Linked DNA regions of Homo sapiens: all the other regions are linked to region 3. A link is an interaction called in ENCODE POLR2A ChIA-PET data of the cell type or tissue named here. Cell type or tissue: PC-9. All regions are shown on one strand. Each heading gives the region's core, and the rest is flanking DNA. Links, peaks and the distances in the headings are about the cores only. Region 1 has its middle 25 kb from the start of TRA2B. Region 2 has its middle 58 kb from the start of TRA2B. Region 3 overlaps ETV5 (ETS variant transcription factor 5).

Evidence for each region. ChIA-PET counts read pairs that join two places held together with the same protein. Peaks named below come from ENCODE experiments on the same cell type or tissue, not always from the same donor. Only the 100,000 strongest peaks of a DNase experiment are listed, where the experiment ranks them.
Region 1: POLR2A ChIA-PET joins it to region 3 with 19 read pairs; 3 of 35 experiments call an interaction of 5 or more read pairs at or near these places.
Region 2: POLR2A ChIA-PET joins it to region 3 with 15 read pairs; 2 of 35 experiments call an interaction of 5 or more read pairs at or near these places.

The regions. Positions count from the first base shown.
Region 1 is chr3:185,960,119-185,965,873 of GRCh38, reverse strand. It overlaps the pseudogene NMRAL2P. Among named protein-coding and RNA genes, the nearest start is that of TRA2B, 25 kb to the right of the region's middle. In PC-9, for the core only: no CTCF peak of the experiment used is centred there; a DNase peak (open chromatin) is centred at 4,903; H3K4me3 peaks cover 3,605 bases; H3K27ac peaks cover 3,122 bases.
Region 2 is chr3:185,993,334-185,999,088 of GRCh38, reverse strand. No RefSeq gene overlaps it. Among named protein-coding and RNA genes, the nearest start is that of TRA2B, 58 kb to the right of the region's middle. In PC-9, for the core only: no CTCF peak of the experiment used is centred there; a DNase peak (open chromatin) is centred at 3,558.
Region 3 is chr3:186,081,594-186,087,348 of GRCh38, reverse strand. All of the region lies in intron 5 of ETV5 (ETS variant transcription factor 5), which reads left to right. Among named protein-coding and RNA genes, the nearest start is that of ETV5-AS1, 5.3 kb to the right of the region's middle. In PC-9, for the core only: no CTCF peak of the experiment used is centred there; no DNase peak of the experiment used is centred there.

The sequences.
Region 1 (5,755 bases), core at 1,066-5,065, 120 kb after region 3:
CCTCATGAATAGATTAATGCCCTCCCTCAGAGGTGAGTTCTCATCTATTAGTTCCTGTGAGAGCTGGTTGTTAAAATGAGCCTGGCACCTCCACCCTCCCTCTTGCTTCCTCTCTCTCCATGTGATCTCTGCACATGCCAGCTCCCCTTTACCTTCCACCGTGAGTGGAAGCAGCCTGAGGCCCTCATCAGATGCAGATGCACAATCTTGAACTTCCCAGCCACGAGAATCATTAATCAAATAAACCTTTTTTTCTTTATAAATTAGAGAAAGTAAAACAAAACCCTTTTTCATCCCTCCTAGGATGGCCATTATATGGAACCATTCACAATTAAAAAGCAGGTGGGTTGAATATTTTACTCTGACTTTATAAAATAAAAATCTAAACAAACTGAAGTACTTTCTATTTGAGTATAATTTGTGCTTTTTGCAGGGGGTTGGGGGGTGCTGGAGTAGGTAGGGTGGGTCATGGTCCTTGAAAAGGATTTTTATAGGGAGGTTTCTGTTATTGTCCTGGGACCATGTTTTTGAATGACTTTTACATGCTGTGCTATGCCCTGGGGATGTAGTGGTAAACAATAGCAGGTTTGAACAAGTTGGATATAAGATAAAATTTATGAAAGACATTATATATTGGATTATGGCCTAATGAGTTCAAGGATTTACCCCAGATTATACAGCTGCTTAAGTAAGGATTTCAGGATTCAAACCTGAACATGGCACCTGCCAGCACAGAGCTTAAAGACTAGCAGAGGAGATCATTAAAGAGCAATTATAATACAGCGTGATATGTGCTATTAGGGGAGGAGGTAAAGGGCTGAGGGCACACAGGAGGACATAAGTGGAGCATCTAACCCAGACTAGAGAGAGGCTTCCTGAAGGAAGTGGTAACAGAAATGAGCCCTAAAGAACAGGCAAGAATTGGGAGAAGAGAGGCATGTGGAGTGTGTTGCATGCAAAGCAATTGCAAGTGCTTTATTCTAGAGGTGACAGAGAAGGGAGTGAATTCAGAGAACTGAAATGAATCTGACTGAGAACTGCAGGTCAATGTCACACATGAGGCTGGAGAAGCAAAATAGGCCTAGAGGGCTGCACTTTGTTCTGGGAGCAGGAGATTTTATGAAATTGAGCAGTATGTTCAGACTTACATGCTGGGAAAGTGCTCTGGTTAATGGAGAGTGTGGAATAGGATAGAGAGACCACAGACAAGGGTACAATTAGTGGGCTTTAAAATAATCTAGGTAAAGGTTGATAATGACCTGTGCTAGAAGGGGTTATTCAGGTGGAGGGAATAATGCAAATTTAAGAGATACTCAGAATATTAAAGGATACATTTTTAAAGAGTAAAATGATAATTTGTACACACATAAAATGAATGTGTCAAAATTTTATTTAACTCATTAATTAATGAGGGAACCAGTACAATGTTATAAGAAAAATTCAAAGAACACACATATATGTAGGCAATCAAGAATGCCAAAATGCTAAAATGAATGTACAATTAGGGACAAAACCAGTCAATATCCACCAGGCAATAATCAATTGTGGTCCACCAGACACAATTCATTTGTATTTCTTTTTTTTTTTTTTTTTTGAGACAGAGTCTTGCTCTGTTGCCCAGACTGGAGTGCAGTGGCGTGATCTCAGCTCACTGCAACTGCTGCCTCCTGGGTTCAAGCGATTCTCCTGCCTCAGCCTCCTGAGTAACTGGGACTACAGGTGCCTGCCACCATGACTGGCTAATTTTTGTATTTTCAGTAGAGACGGGGTTTTACCATATTGGCCAGGCTGGTCCCAAACTCCTGACCTCATGATCAGCCCACCTCGGCCTCCCAAAGTGCTGGGATTACAGGCATGAGCCACCACACCCGGCCTTCATTTGCATTTCTATGGACAAGAATCGGTTGCGTTATTATCTATTTGCTACAACTTATAGAGTTATAGATATCTTAAAAACAAGGAAAGGCTCACAAAAGTGAGAACGGTGCCCTGGGCATGGACACCCAGCAACCTTTTTTTCCCATTTCAAAGTCTTTCACAGTTTTCCTTTTTTTTTTTTTTTTTTTTGAGACGGAGTCTCGCTCTGTCACCCAGGCTGGAGTACAGTGGCGCGATCTCGGCTCACTGCAAGCTCCACCTCCCGGGTTCACGCCATTCTCCTGCCTCAGCCTCCCGAGTAGCTGGCACTACAGGCGACAGCCGCTACGCCCGGCTAATTTTTTTTTTTTTTTTGTATTTTTAGTAGAGACCGGGTTTCACGGTGGTCTCGATCTCCTGACCTCATGATCCGCCGGCCTCGGCCTCCCAAAGTGCTGGGATTACAGGCGTGAGCCACTGCGCCGGGCCTTCACAGTTTTCCTTGACAAGATGATATCAACAGGATTTTGGTGATTAACTGGATGTGGTGATGATGAACAGGGAGGATTGAGAGAGAAAAGTCAAGTGTGACCATTTATTCAAAGAGGTTGAGGGGGCATTTAGCAAGATGTTGATGTTGGAACAGAAGGGTACCGTGAGAAGGTTTTGTAGGCAAGGGAGTCTGAGATGTGGGGTCAAGGAAAGGATGCGTGGCGAAATATAGGGTTGAGACTAATAACCAGAGGGGCTTACATCTTGAGCAGTAATGAAGGAGAATGGGAATGTGATACAAGGTGGTATTAGCTGTCTACAAGGTTTGAAAAATTAATCAGATTTGAAAGATGGTTCTGTTTAAAGGTGGAACATGGAGAGAAGGCAAATGGAGTGTGGAAAAAGCTTCTAAGAGGGAGAATGGAAAAAATCAGAGAGATTTAGAAGACAGAATTAATAGAGTGACTGGCCACTCCCAAAAATCTTATCCAACTGCCTACCCAGTCTCTGGATGCCTAGTTGGCAACTCAAGTTTAATGAGACCAATTCAAGTTTAAGGAGTTCCTGACCTCCTCCTCCCCACTGTCTCCCATATTTCAGTGAATCTCAACTTTATTCTTCCAGTTACTCAAGCCATAAAACTTCAGAGTCATTTTCAACTCTTCCCTTCTTACCCCTGATATCTGGTCCACCAACAAATCCTGCCAACACAACTTTTAAAACCTCCACAGAATCTGACCACTCTCCACAATCTCATTGCTACCACCCTGGTCTAAGCTACTATCATCTCGCCTATTTTATGACAACCACCTCCTAACAGGTCTTCCTGCTTCAGCCCTTATCCCCTATAGTCCCTTCACAAAGCATAAGCTAAAATGATCCTTTTAACACCAAAGTCATGTGATTCCTCTGCTCAAAATCCTTCAGTGTCTGGTATGCTGTTGCAATCCTGCAGTCCCAGCTACTTGGGAGGCTGAGGTGGGAAGATCACTTGAGCCCAGGAGTTTGAGGCTGTGTACTATGATGGCTCCTGGGATGGAGAGTCACTACCCTCCAGCCCAGGCAACACAGTGAGACCCTGTAGCTAAACACAAACACACTGAAAAAACCAAACCCTTCGATCACTTTTCTCTTTCAGGAAAAGCCAACATCTTTACCATCACCCTAACGCTTAATAGAGTCATCCCCCGCTCCATTGCCTCTTCTTCTCCTTTTAATATCATACTTGACTGTTGATTTTTGAGAATTTATTTCACTCTGCTTCCTGCTTTAGCCCTTGACTTCCTCCAGACAAATTCCTGTTCTCATAGAGCTTATATTCTAGTGTGGAAAGACAGGCAGAAATAGAAGAATTGAAGTAAGGAAGGGAGCCAGACATGGGCAGGGTGGAAGCAGAGTTGCAATTTCAAATATAGAGGTCTGGAAAGTCCCCATGGAAAAGGTAACATCTAAGCAGAGACCTGAATGGCATGAGGGGGAAAGCAGTGGGTAACTGTGTTAGTTCTTTCTCACACTGCTGTGAAGAAATACCCAACACTGGGTAATTTATAAAGAAAAGAGGTTTAATTGACTCACAGTTTCACATGGCTAGGGAGGTCTCAGGAAACTTACAATCATGGCGGGAGACACCACTTCACAGGGTGGCAGCAGAGAAAATGAGGGCCCAGTGAAGGGGGAAGCCGCTTGTAAAACCACCAGATCTCATGAGAACGAACTCACTATTGATACGAACAGGAGACAGGGAAATACTGGGTAGAAGAGGGTGGTTCCTGGCAAAGGCCCCACCCTTAAGCCTGGATACCTGCTGCCCTAAGTAATAGGCATTCCTGTTTTTGCACCCCAAAAGTTGCCTTCTGGCCTGCCACCACCCCTATCCTGTATCCATATAAGCCCCAAACCCCAGGCTCCAGAAGCAGACTAGGAGACAAGGAGACAAACAGATGGCAGAATGGTGCAGCAGAGGAGAGAAGAGAAGGAACGTCAGGAGGAGTTTGGCTGAGGATGTTCGGAGAATCAGCCACTGGACAGCCAAACTCCAGGGCAAGATCATATTTCTACTCCATCCCCTGTCTAGCTCCCCAACCATCCCACTGAGAGCCACTTCCACCACTCAATAAAACCCCTGCATTCATCCTTCAAGTCCATGTGTGACCTGATTCTTCTGGGATGCTGGATGAGGGCTTGGGATACAGAAAGTTGTCACACTAGCCCCCTCCTTTTGCAAAAAGGCAGAGGGTTCACTGAGCTGGTTAACCCTTAAGCCATCTGTGGATGGCAAGGCTAAAAGAGTGCACTGTAACACATGCACACTTGGGCTTTGAAAGTTACAGACACCCACCCCTAGATGCTGCCATAGGGCTGGAGCCCAAAAGCACTTGCCCCAGTTCCTGCACCTACCGGTATGCATGCTCCCCATCTCTTAAAGAGTTTGAGCTTGCAGTGGCAGAACAGAGAGCCACACCCCTGTGGCACACCCTGTGGTGGGGGACCAGGACCAGGGAACTCTCTCTTTTCACTATCATGAGAACAGGCTGGGGGAACCGCCCCCAGCATTCATTTATCTCCACCTGGTCACTCGTATGACATGTAGGGATTGTGGGAACTACAATTCAAGATGAGATTTGGGTGGGGACACAGTCAAATTATATCAGTAACAGAGGGAGATCATTCTAGGTTGAAGAAGCAGCCAATACAAAGGCCAGAGCCTTTGTATTTGTGGGATTGTTTTGGAGGAACAGCAAGAAAGCCAGGGTAATGAAGCGGAGTGAGAGGAGGGTGGCAGGAAGAGAGTTCTGACACAACATTTCCAAGGCCCTGTTGCAGGGCATTAGCAGGACTTTGCACTTTACTGGGAGTGCCATGGGGCTGGGATCTTTTAGAGGGTTTTGAGCAGAGGCCTGACATGATCTGACAGTTTCAAATGGATCCTTGGGAGGCTGAAATGAGAATAGATTGAAGGAGAAAAACCTGATTTGATTTATATTGTGCAAAGATGGCTCTGACTGTTGAGGAACAAACTGTAAGGGAGCCAGGAATGCAAACTTCCCACACACTCCATCCTTGCAGACTCCCTGGAAGATTGGTCAGGCATTGGATATTCACTACAAACCCCCAGGCCCCTCACACTTGTACCTTTTGCTTATTAGGAAGTGAGTGGAGAGAAGACTTCAGAGTATAGCTTATGTTGAAATGAGACTTATACCAACCAGTTAGCCCCATGACTGGGAAAGGGAGATTACGTCAGTGTCCTTGTCCTGCTGAGATCAAGTTACAAATCAAATCATGCCACCCCTTTACCACATCAAGAACTAAAGCAATAGGATACTTTAAAAAATTTCTTCCAAAGAGCTCTTTGTTCAGCCCACACTTGCAGGCTCTAAAGTTACAAACAGGAAGACAGGAGAGT
Region 2 (5,755 bases), core at 1,094-5,093, 89 kb after region 3:
CAAGAATTATAAAAAAGTGTGTATCTTGTGACCCTGTAATTCCTCTTCTGGAAATCTATTCTACAGAAATCACTCAAAATGTGGGAGAAAACACTTCATACACAAAGATGTTTATCACAGCCGAAACTGGAAACAACCAAAATGATTAATAATAAGAGATTGTTGAAATAAATCATGATGTTTATTTGCTGACTTCTTATACACAATGAAATTTATGGCCATGAAAACTGTTCAGTAATGAAGAGGATTGCTTGTACTATAATGTTAAGTATATATGTATAATACATGTCTGCTATTATCCTAATTATACAAATAATCTCCATAAGAAAAAGACAAGAAGGAAATGATAATAATTATTGGGCTAGGGTGGTGGGTCCACAGATAACTTCTAAAATCTTCTTTAATTAGTTTCCTCAAATTTATTATAAATAGTTAAAATGCATACGTAATGGAAACCATGGAGTATTATGCAGAAAAATATTAAGTAAAAGAAGTAAGATAGAAAATGTTATCTGTGTTAGTTACAAATAAATATATATATTTGACCAAGAATGAAAAAGACCACAGGTAAAAGGAAACAGTTGATTTGTCTGCATGAAGGATTTTTGAAAATTCTTCATTGCAATTACAATATTGTTTGTGAAATAATATTTGTTTCAGGTCATCTACCCAATCTTGAAAACCTGTCTCAAAGACTTCCTCTTTTTTTAAGACTTTCCTCATCTTCTGACCAGACATTATTGCTTCTTTGAACCACCGTGGTATTTGGTTTTAGTTGTTGTATGATGATGATGCAATGGTTCTCAAACTTCAGTGTGCATTGAAACACATGGAGGTGTTTGCTGGGCCTCACCTCCAGAGTCTCGGATTCAGGAGATCCAGGGTAGGGTCCAATAATTTGCATTTCTAACAATTTCCCTAGTGATGCAGACATTGCTAGTCTGGGGAGCATACTATGCAGTAGGATACTCACCCCAGGACTAATGTCTATTATCTTCCTCCTTTAACACTTGTCCATGGTCAATTAGTCCAAGAGTAGAGATAATTAAGCTAAAATGTACCATTCCAAATATATCATGCCCCTGGGCACACAGTTGGTCCAAAGGTCCAAAGCTCCCAGACCAATCAGAGCCCTTTCCCAAGATCTTTAAGAGCCGTTAAGATGTATGCATGGGGCTGGGCACAGTGACTCATGCCTATAATCCCAGCACTTTGGGAGGCCAAGGTAGGTGGATCACTTGAGGCCAGGAGTTCGAGACCAGCCTGGCCAACATGGCGAAACCCCATCTCTACTAAAAATACAAAAATTACCCTGTAATCCTAGCTACTTGGAAGGCTGAGACACAAGAATCACTTGAACCCAGGAAGCAGAAGTTGCAGTGAACCAAGATCAGGCCACTGCCCTCCAGCCTGGGTGACAGTGCAAGACTCTGTCTCAAAAAAAAAAAATATATATATATATATATATGCATGGAGCTGGCCACTTAAGAGCCTTTCTGTAGTGGAATGAAGCCAGCAGGTAGAAAGAAACTCAGATAAAATACAGAGCCCAAAGGTGTTTGTTTGAGCCTGTACCAATTTGGATTCTTTGAGATGAAAGTAGCAGATATTGAACTCAAACCATGAATAAAATGAAAATAAAATTCTAAGAAAATTAAATGCCTCACACAACCTGAGATAAGCTGGGCTCCAGGGCTGTCTAATACAGCCACTGAAGGACGTCACCAAAGACCTGGGTTTTTTCCCATCACTCTGCCCTTATATTTGGACATTATGATTGGTTTAGTCTAATCAGTGGGGTAGAACATTAACGGACATGTGAGAGTTAGACAGGCAAAGACAGTGAGTATAACCAACACAGCCCCAAGCTGTGTTACAGAATCATTCACAAAGATCTCCATAGAATCCAGAGACTGTCCTGGAAAATCTGTCGTTCACCTCTTCACTTGATCCTATGACTCCTCTAGTATCTTTCCTTTTATTCTCTCTGTCTCTCCACTTGCTTTGGGTTGCTGTTCATTGTCATCAGAGTCCCAATATCATAGTATACCTTGGAGTATCTCATTTTTTGCCACCAGTTTCCATTCACCCTTTAGTTAACCACAACCCTATTCTCCTTCCCAATCTTCAGCCCATGGCTTCAGCTGGGGTCCTATCCTTGGTTCAAAGATGGAGCATGTAACCTAGACCTAAGCTCATCAGCACATCATCTTCTCTCCCCAACCACTGCAATGTTTGGTTGAGAAATGAGCATATGGCCTGGTTACAGCTAGTGATGCATTATTAAGCTTTTGCCAATAATCCCAGGAAAGAAACTGGGAAAGCTATTCTGCCAGACCAATCAGAGCCAGTCAAAAATTCTCTATTTCCCATTAGATACGAGCCAGAGAGGTAGCGCAGTAGCTGCTAGGAATCACCTTGCAACCACAAGGGTAAATCCTGTCTGAGAACGGCAGCAACCCAGAAAGAGAAGACCTAGGTCCTGAGCCCCTAGCCCCTGTTGTGCCTTTTGATGCCTCTTTCTTTGCTTAAGTCATATGGAGGCAGAATTTTCAGCATGTACAAAGACAGGAGTTACAACTGAGAAGTCCTTTTCCCCATCTCTCTTGTGGCAATTAGATAGCATGCTTTTTGAAAGCAGAGACTAGATCTTGTCTGCAGTTGCATTTCTCCACAGTCGTATTGGTGCTCAGCACATAGTAGGTACTGAAGCAGAATTTCTTGGATGAGCTTGAGGCAGGCTCATCAGGCCCCAGAGCTGGGGTAGCTAGGAGAACCTTTGTCCCTTCCCTGGGCAGTTACCGATGCAAGGCCAGGACCCTTCCTCTGTGTCATCATCAGAGATGCATATAGTTTTTCGTAATGAAGGAAGTTCAGTGTGGGTTATCAATGAGTGTTACACTTGAAGATTCCAGTTGGACCTATAGAGACCAGGTTCACCCATCTAAATTCCCACACTCACCGAAAATAGGCCTTGAAATGCAGCAGTTCTCACAAGAGCTATTTATTTTGCAGCTGAGCAGAAGGCCTTTCTTATATGTTTTGCATAGGAGCTCAATATTAAACCCAAAGTCAAGGACCCCACGACTGCCATGCACCTTGTTTGCCAGACTCTGTCAGGATTCCCACATTCCAATAGATCTTCATTTCTGGCAGAGCCTGGGGCTTAGAGCAGAGAGAGAATTCCTGGAACAACTTGAGTTCCCTCCAAGACCAATGGACAATATCACATCCCTCCCCTTTGGGCTCTGGCCTAAGACTCCTGTAGCCCAATTTTAGGAGGCTAGGGGCCCTCTTGATTCCCAACATGTCTCTGACCCATCAGAAATGCTTGACATAGGGAAATTTACTTTCTAAGAACAAACTAGCCTGGAAGGGAGTGCTGGGGCTGTTCTTTCAGGGGAGAGATGTTTAACTGATTGTTTTTTGAGAGAGAGGTTCATGCTTTGTCCTTGGACAGCATTGCAGCATTGCAGAGCCCTGAGTTGCTTTAATTTTGACTCCGCTACCAAGAGGTGAGTCAGCTTAATGATATCAATGTAAGAACAGAGATGACGAAAGAAGAAGTGATTAACCTACAGCAGTCTTGCTGGTTAATATTAGAGCTGACCAATTCCTGAGGCCCTCTGTCTCCCAGTTCTGCAGATGCCGCTGTTAATAGGAGATCATCAGAATCTAGCTAAAAAGTATGCTAATCACATCACCCTAAGTTACTCTGGAGACATTTAGACCCTTCATAACCTAGACCCTTCCTCTCTCCAGCCCCATCTCTCATCATGATTCATCTCTCAAATAATATTCCAGTGATAACCTTTTTGGAGCTGATCATTTAAAGCAAGCTACATCCCTCCTCTATGCCTTTGTTTACACTGTTCCTTTGCCCAGATTGTCTTTCAACCTGTATCCTATTCCTATCTCTATTTATCCAAAACCCTCTCATCTTTCAAAGCCCAGCTCATATATCATCTTCTCTATCAATATCTCTATCTTTCTTCAACTGATCCCCTTCCCTATACCACCATAATCTTTCAGTTCTGAATGCTAATGGTAGCTTGAGGCTATATTGGTTATACTCACTGCCTTTGTCCATCGTAACTCCTGTACAACTTTAATATTCAGTTCAGTTTTCACCTCCTCCAAGAAACCTACCCTGTTGCTCCCAGGCTTAGCTGAGAACCCCATCAAGCTTCATGCCTTGTGTGTGTCTGTGTGTGTGTGTATCTTCCTCACTAAGCCGTAAGGACCTCCATGGCAGGGACAGAGTCACAATTATGCATATCTCTCCAGAACTTAACATAATGGGGATAACTCTTGGGAGCTTAATTGAGCCAAAAATCCTTGCCACTTGGGACATCTCCTCAGAGATGACATTTGCAGGGAGCAGTTACCTGTGGCCAACAAGGAGATGTTTACCCAGTACCCATTACCCAGTGCACTGCATTATTCTGGAGATTAAAGAAAGCAAGCCTGAGGCCGAGCATGGTGGCTCACGCTTGTAATCCCAGCATTTTGGGAGGCCGAGGCGGGTGGATCACCTGAGGTCAGGAGTTCGAGACCAGCCTGACCAATATGGTGAAACCCCGTCTCTACTAAAAATACAAAAATTAGCCAGGTATGGTGGTGCGCGCCTGTAATCCCAGCTACTCAGGAGGCTGAGGCAGAAGAATTGCTTGAACCAGGGAGGCGGAGGTTACAGTGAGCCGAGATTGCGCCACTGCACTCCAGCCTAGGCGACAGAGCCATACTTTCTCTCAAAAAAAAAAAGAAAAGAAAAAGAAAAGAAAAGAAAGCGAGCCTGGGCAACATGGTGAAACCCCTTCTTTACTAAAAGTAAATAAAATTAGCCAGCCAAGTGTGGTGGTGTGCGCCTGCGGTCCCAGCTACTCCAGAGGCTGAGGTGGGAGGATCGCTTGAGCCTGGGAGGTGGAGGTTGCAGTAAGCTGAGATTGCACCAATGTACTCCAGCCTGGGCAACAGAGAGAGACCCTGTCTCAAAAAAAAATAAAAAATAAAAATAAAGAAAGCAGAACCAGTCAGCCTAACACAGCCAAAGACTGAGTTTACTGCTGTGGTTTCTCCCTGGTATCAAGGGAGATTGTCCCATCTGCTTTCAAAAATTCAAATAAAGTAACAGACACTGAACAAGGCACTCGATGTGGTGTAGAAGACACATAATTATAAATAAGGCATTGTTCTGTCCCCAAGGTCCCCTCGTGGCAGACACAAAAGAGTGCAGTACACAAGTCCCATGGATGAGCTTGAGGCATCAGCTTTGCTTTGAAGAGTTAAGAGAAGCCTCACAGAAGAAGCGATATTTGACCTGGGTCCTCGAGGATGAGGAGGAATCTACTAGGCAAAGATGGGAACTAGGGGAGGACAATCTAGGCTGAGGGACCAGTCCGTGCAAAGGCTCACAGGCTGGCATGGACATGGCACGTCTGGGGGATGGCACATGTCTAGCTCGTAGGTGCCAGAGTCTTCGTGGAAGGTGAAGGAAGAAACGGGGGCAGAAGTGGAGCTTGGGACCTGCTTGTGGGGAGCCTTGAGCATTGTGTTAAAGATGAGGCTCTTATTTGACAAGCACTGGGGAGGCTTGAATGCTTCTAAGCATAAGAATAAAAACTGGCAGCAGTGCTCAGGACAGACAAGAGGGGCAAGAAGGCGTATCAGAGAGTATTGCTATAGTTGGTGAGAATGATAAGGATTAGGACAGAGTGCTGTGCTAGAGGAGAGGACGGCGCATGGCTTGAGAGAT
Region 3 (5,755 bases), core at 742-4,741:
CACCCCGTCGAGAGTAACCTCCCTCCTGACTTTCAAACACCATAGATTAGTTTTGTCTTTTTTTGAACTTTATATAAATGGACTTACATGGCATGTACCCTTTTGTGTCTGGCTTCTTTTAGCTCAGCATATTTGTGAGATTCATCCATGTTGTTAAGCATAATTGCAATTTCTTCATTCTCCCTTCTGTGTAATGCTAAGATTTTGTTGGGGGTTACACTGAACCTATAGATAAATTTGGGAAGAATCGATATCTTTATAATGTTAAGCTTTCCAATCCACGAGCATGATCTATCCTTCCATTTATTGAGAGTTCTTTAATTTTTCTTAGTGTTTTGTGGTTTTCAGTGTAGGCATCTTTTTTCTTTGTTTTTTCTTGAGACAGGGTCTCACTCTGTTGCCCAGTCTGGAGTGCAGTGGCATGATCACAGCTCACAGTAGCCTCAGCCTCCCGGGCTCAAGTGACCCGCCCACCTCACCCTACCTCATAGCTGGGACCCCAGGTGCACACCACAGTCCTGGCTGAATTTTTTTTTTTTTTTTTCGTATCTTTTTGTAGAGACAGGAATTTGTTATGTTGCCCAGGCTGGGCTCAAACTCCTGGGCTCAAGCGATCTGCCCTACCTTAGCCTCCCAAAGTGCTGGGATTACAGGCATGAGCCACCATGCCTGGCCCAGTGTAGACATCTTATATGTCTTTTATTGACACTTTCCTAGCTATTTGATGATTTTGTTGATATTGTGTATGCTTTTAATTTCACATTGTTTTAGTTACTGTATACTAAAAGTTTTTTTACATGTTGACCTCATAGCCAATGACCTTGCTTACTGATTCTTATACTTTGTGGATATTTTTATATTTTCTATGTACCTAACCAGGCCATCTGTTAATAATGACAGCTTTCTTTCCTTCTTTCTAATTTGCCTTATGTTTATTCTTGCCTTATTGCATTGGCTAGGACCAGGCTTGGATTTTGATCCCTGTGTCAGATAGAAAAATCTAAGGAGTTCCGTAGTCTAATAAGAAAAGCAACTATGAAATTGGTTGACTTGTGAGCATCACATCTAAATTTAAAATGGTGTTATGGTTGTCTGCAAGGCAATACATGTACTTGATTGTGCATACCCACAGATATGGACTTAATTACATCTTATCAGCTAACTGCCCTTCTTTTTTCTACCCCTGACGAGCTAAGACTGTCATATATATTTGTGCATAGATCCTTAGCAGAGTTCTTATAGTCAAATAGGGGTCCAGACAGCTCACGCAAGATCTTCCTGCCTCAGTGGTGGTAGTAAGACAATTGTCCAGAAGCAATTGCAGGGCAGGGCAGGGCTTCTGGGGAGAGAGATGGCATCCATGGCTGCAGTGCGGAGTCTGGGTGGTAGTGACTGGCTATAGAAGATGCCAGGTCTTCTGAAGTGCTGGTAGCTGTCTGAATGAGCAGAATGTTTTGATCAGCTCGACTATAGAAGGGAGAGTGAGATCTTTTAGATGGAATGCTAGAATGGGAGGCAAGGATTACAAAAAGTGAAGGCTGCCGGGTACGGTGGCTCACGCCTGTAATCCCAGCACTTTGGGAGGCCGAGGCAGGCGGATCACCTGAGGTCAGGAGTTTGAGACCAGCCTGACCAACATGGTGAAACCCCATCTCTACTAAAAATACAAAAAATTAGCCGGGAGTGGTGGTGCATGCCTGTAATCCCAGCTGCTTGGGAGGCTGAGATAGGAGAATCACTTGAACCCGGGAGGCAGAGGTTGCAGTGAGCCGAGATTGCACCATTGCACTCCAGCCTGGGCAACAAGGGCGAAACTCTATCTCAAAAAAAAAAAAAAAAAACGAAGGCTACTGGAGTCAGAGATGGCATTGCTTGTGACAATGGAGGTGAAATAGAGATCCTGGTTAATTTTGGTATCCCAGAGCCAGACAAAGGTGTAAGTCCTTGAGTGGATTTAGGGGTATGACGTGTGGCTCGCACTGGGGAGTGTAGGGTAAACATGAGGATACAGCCCTGAGAGCTGGAAAAAAGTATCCTTCTGTTGTCTTCTCCCGTATTGTCTTCCTTCTCTCTTTCCCTTTATCTTTTATTCTCTCTTTGATTGGTCTTTTTTCTCTCAGATTCCTTCTGGGAGCCAATATAATGAAAAGACTAAGAACTGCATAGGTAGGAATCCTGGCCACTGACCAGCTGTGAGACGTGGCAAGTGACTTTGAGCCTTTACGTGGCAAGTGACTTTGAGCCTTGTTTTCGTGTTCGTAAAATGAAGACAATGGAAGCATTAATAGCTTTCTCATTGAATTGGGAAGATTGAGTGAAATGATGTATGTAAGAGCAACTGGGCATAAAGGAAATGGTAAGGGGTCTGGCTGGCTGCCTCTTTCTTGGTCTGCCTTCTTTGTTCTTTTCCAGAGGTATTAGTTCTTCTCATCCATTTTTCCTTTGTTCTAGAGCATATTCTGTTAAACAGGTGTAAGTGGTATTTTTGTTTAGTTGAAAAAAAGGTTTATGCCTTCTATTTTTAATGTACAAAGTGAGCGAGTAGAGTATCTCCCATTTCTGTCAGTGTGGTAGAAGATGACTAAAATGACAGTGCGGAGGCCCTTGCCTCTTCTCCCCTCGAATAGCAGCACCCCTAAGCCCTTTAGTTCCATTGGGCCTCAGGATCCTTATCTATAAATGTGAGGGCTTGAATTCAGCATACTGAGGCCCTAATCTATCTCTGATTGCATCGTTGAGAAGATGCTAAAAGTCAGATGCCTCACTAAGTTATGCGGGCCAGCCATGTCTGTTTTGCTTAGCATCATAGGCCCCCGACATCCAGAATACCTGGCCCATCGAAGATACTCTGTGAATGAATGAATGAATGAATGAATGAATGAATGAAGACAGAAAGAAAGATCTTCATGACAAAGAAGGTAGTCCACATTCAGCAGGAATTATTTTCAGGGCACCACTGACTTTGTGGGCCCCTCTTCTACAATTCTGAGTTTAAACTCAAAGTTTCTAATTGCAGAAGATGTTTATTAGCTCAAATGTCAACTTTTTTTTTTTTTTTTTTTTTTTAGCATTTCTTTTCAAACTTCCTCAAGAGTTCATGATCCCTTTTCAATTCCAATTTGTTGCCATCCTTTATAGTCCTGGGTCTCTGTCATCATTTAGCAAGTCAGCTGTGCAAAGGTAAATACTATTTTTGAAAGCACAGGGTATAATTACACAACATCATAGCACCATCTGCAAGGTGCTGTGCCCTTTTCTTTATTTCTCAAGGCTGCATCACATACCTCATTTTACAAATGAAGAAACAGACTGAAAGCAAGGAGCATTCCTTGGCTTCTGAGTTCCTGCTTTAAATACACCACTATCTCTGACTAACACATGCCAGAATTAGGCTCCTTCACACATCCTCTAGTCCCACAGACCTTTGAGGAGCTGAGCCTTGTTCCTCACCACTCACAGGGCCCCTCATGGCTTTCCTGTCAGTGTAGATCTGTGAAACTTTCCATTCTTGTTCCTGCCATGTTTTGTCCTGCGGGGAAAGTATATGTAACTAACATTGTACCCAGCCTTGTAGGGTAGATGTGGTCCCTGCCTTCACGGTTAAGAACAAATTGGAAATATAATCCATTTGTTCACAAAAATACTTTTTGAACTCCCCCTTTGTATAAAGAATATACTATTCCACATATAAGACGTTTTGGGGTAGAAGGTACTATATAATTTAGAGCCAAAATGATGTGGTACACACTAAGTACTGTCTGGATTTGAAGAAATCAAGACATCAGAATTCGCTGGCAGCTTAGATCCTTTTAGATACGTGCAGTTCCTGAAACAAATACAAAGTGTTTCTGGGCAACTTTGGCATACCCTCTGGTGTTAGACTTGTCAGCAAAATTGGTAACTGTTATAATAATATTGTGACAATGTCAAGACACTTCTAAAACCTGAAATCAGACCATTCAATAATACCCTAATTGTTTTCTTTCCAAACTTAGGTAAAGTGGTGATTGCAAATGATTATCTTTAGATAAAGCAAGAAAAGTAGACGTTTCAAGGACATGTAGCTTTTGTTTAAATTGGGTCATCATTACCTTTCCTCATTATTTTGCCAAAACTTTTATAGCAGAAGACTGGTGAGAGGAAGGGCAGTGACCACGGGGCAGTGCTGAGAACTGCCAGACTATCTACTGTGTTGGAGGAAGGGATTTCTGTGTCAAATTCTCATTTACTAGCAACATTCAAACAAGCTTCGCTATTTTCTGTGTCTGAATATCTGAAACAGTTGATAACAATTGAGTGTTGGCTGCCATGATGTCACCATCAAAAAATCACGAGAGAAACTCTAATGACTTCTAAATATAATCTGCTAGTTCTCAACTTATTTTATGTATTCAGGAAAAGCAGTTGGCATTATATAAGAAAAGAATTATGAAAACCTGTCCTTTCCAGTCAGTCACTGGCAAGACTTTGCAGCAACATTGCTTTATAACCTTGTCATCTGTGATAGAGTCATCTGTCTCGTATTCAATCCTGAATTCAGAATTTGGGATTATAGAGGCACCTGAGAGGCCAGTTGGCTGGAAGATAGTTCAGCCTTATCAGATATTAATAGAAAAGAGATGATTGTTTAGGCCGAGTGCGGTGGCTCACGCCTGTAATCCCAGCACTTTGGGAGGCCAAGGTGGGTGGATCACAAAGTCATTAGTTCGAGACCAGCCTGGCCAACATGGTGAAACCCTGTCTTTACTAAAAATACAAAAATTAGCTGGGCATGGTGGCGGGCACCTGTAATCCCAGCTACTCGGCAGGCTGAGGCAGGAGAATCGTTTGAACCCAGGAGGCAGAGGTTGCAGTGATCACGCCATTGCACGCCAGCCTGGGCGACAGAGTAAGACTCCGTCTCAAAAAAAAAAAAAAAAAGAGAAAAGTGATGATTTGTTTAGCTAGTTCTACCTCGTATAATTACTAAGAAGTAACTCCTAAAGATGTTTTAGGAGTAAACATTGAGTCAAAATGAAAATGTTACTGGGTCACCAGACCACTGACTGTAGTTAGCTATTTAATGAGACCTTTGATACAGTGGCCAGTGGCCAGCATAGAAGCTTAACTTGCTCTCCTTCCCCACCTTCCAAGGTAGCTAGACAAGGAGTAACCATTCTAACTCAACTAGAAGGCAGCCCTTATAGCGCAAAATGCATCTTTCCACTTTGGATAAAATGCTGTCTCTGCAACAATTTAGCTCCTAGAGAAGACAGAAAAGGCAAACTCGGTTTTTTGTTCTTTGGGTTTATTTTGGCCACTACATGTAAATCACCTTGATTTGAAAAATTCTTGTTACTCTGCCCTCTCAGAATCCTATGTGGTATATGTAGTTGGCTTCCAAGCCAAAAGCAGTAGCTCCATGTATTTATTCCATGAATTCAGCAAAATTCACTGCACCATCTATGAAAGGACTGGTTACGCAAACCTACCCTTGCTGGTCGGTCACTGAGACAGGCCTGGAGCAGATGTTGTAAGCACAAAGGTAGCCAGGCTTTCTGCTTTCTGTATTCATTAGCCTTTCCTAGGTGGTGGATTGGTCTGTTGTTTTATTCCTTTGCTTTTAAAATTTTTGGAATGCCTCTAAAGTTGAGTATTTCTTGCTGAGAGCTGATATTTAAAGTTACTTGAGAAAGGACTTTTTAAAAATTCTATATTTAATTTGTAAATATGCATCTGAATAAGAAATATATTTGCCACAGCAATTTTAAGCCTT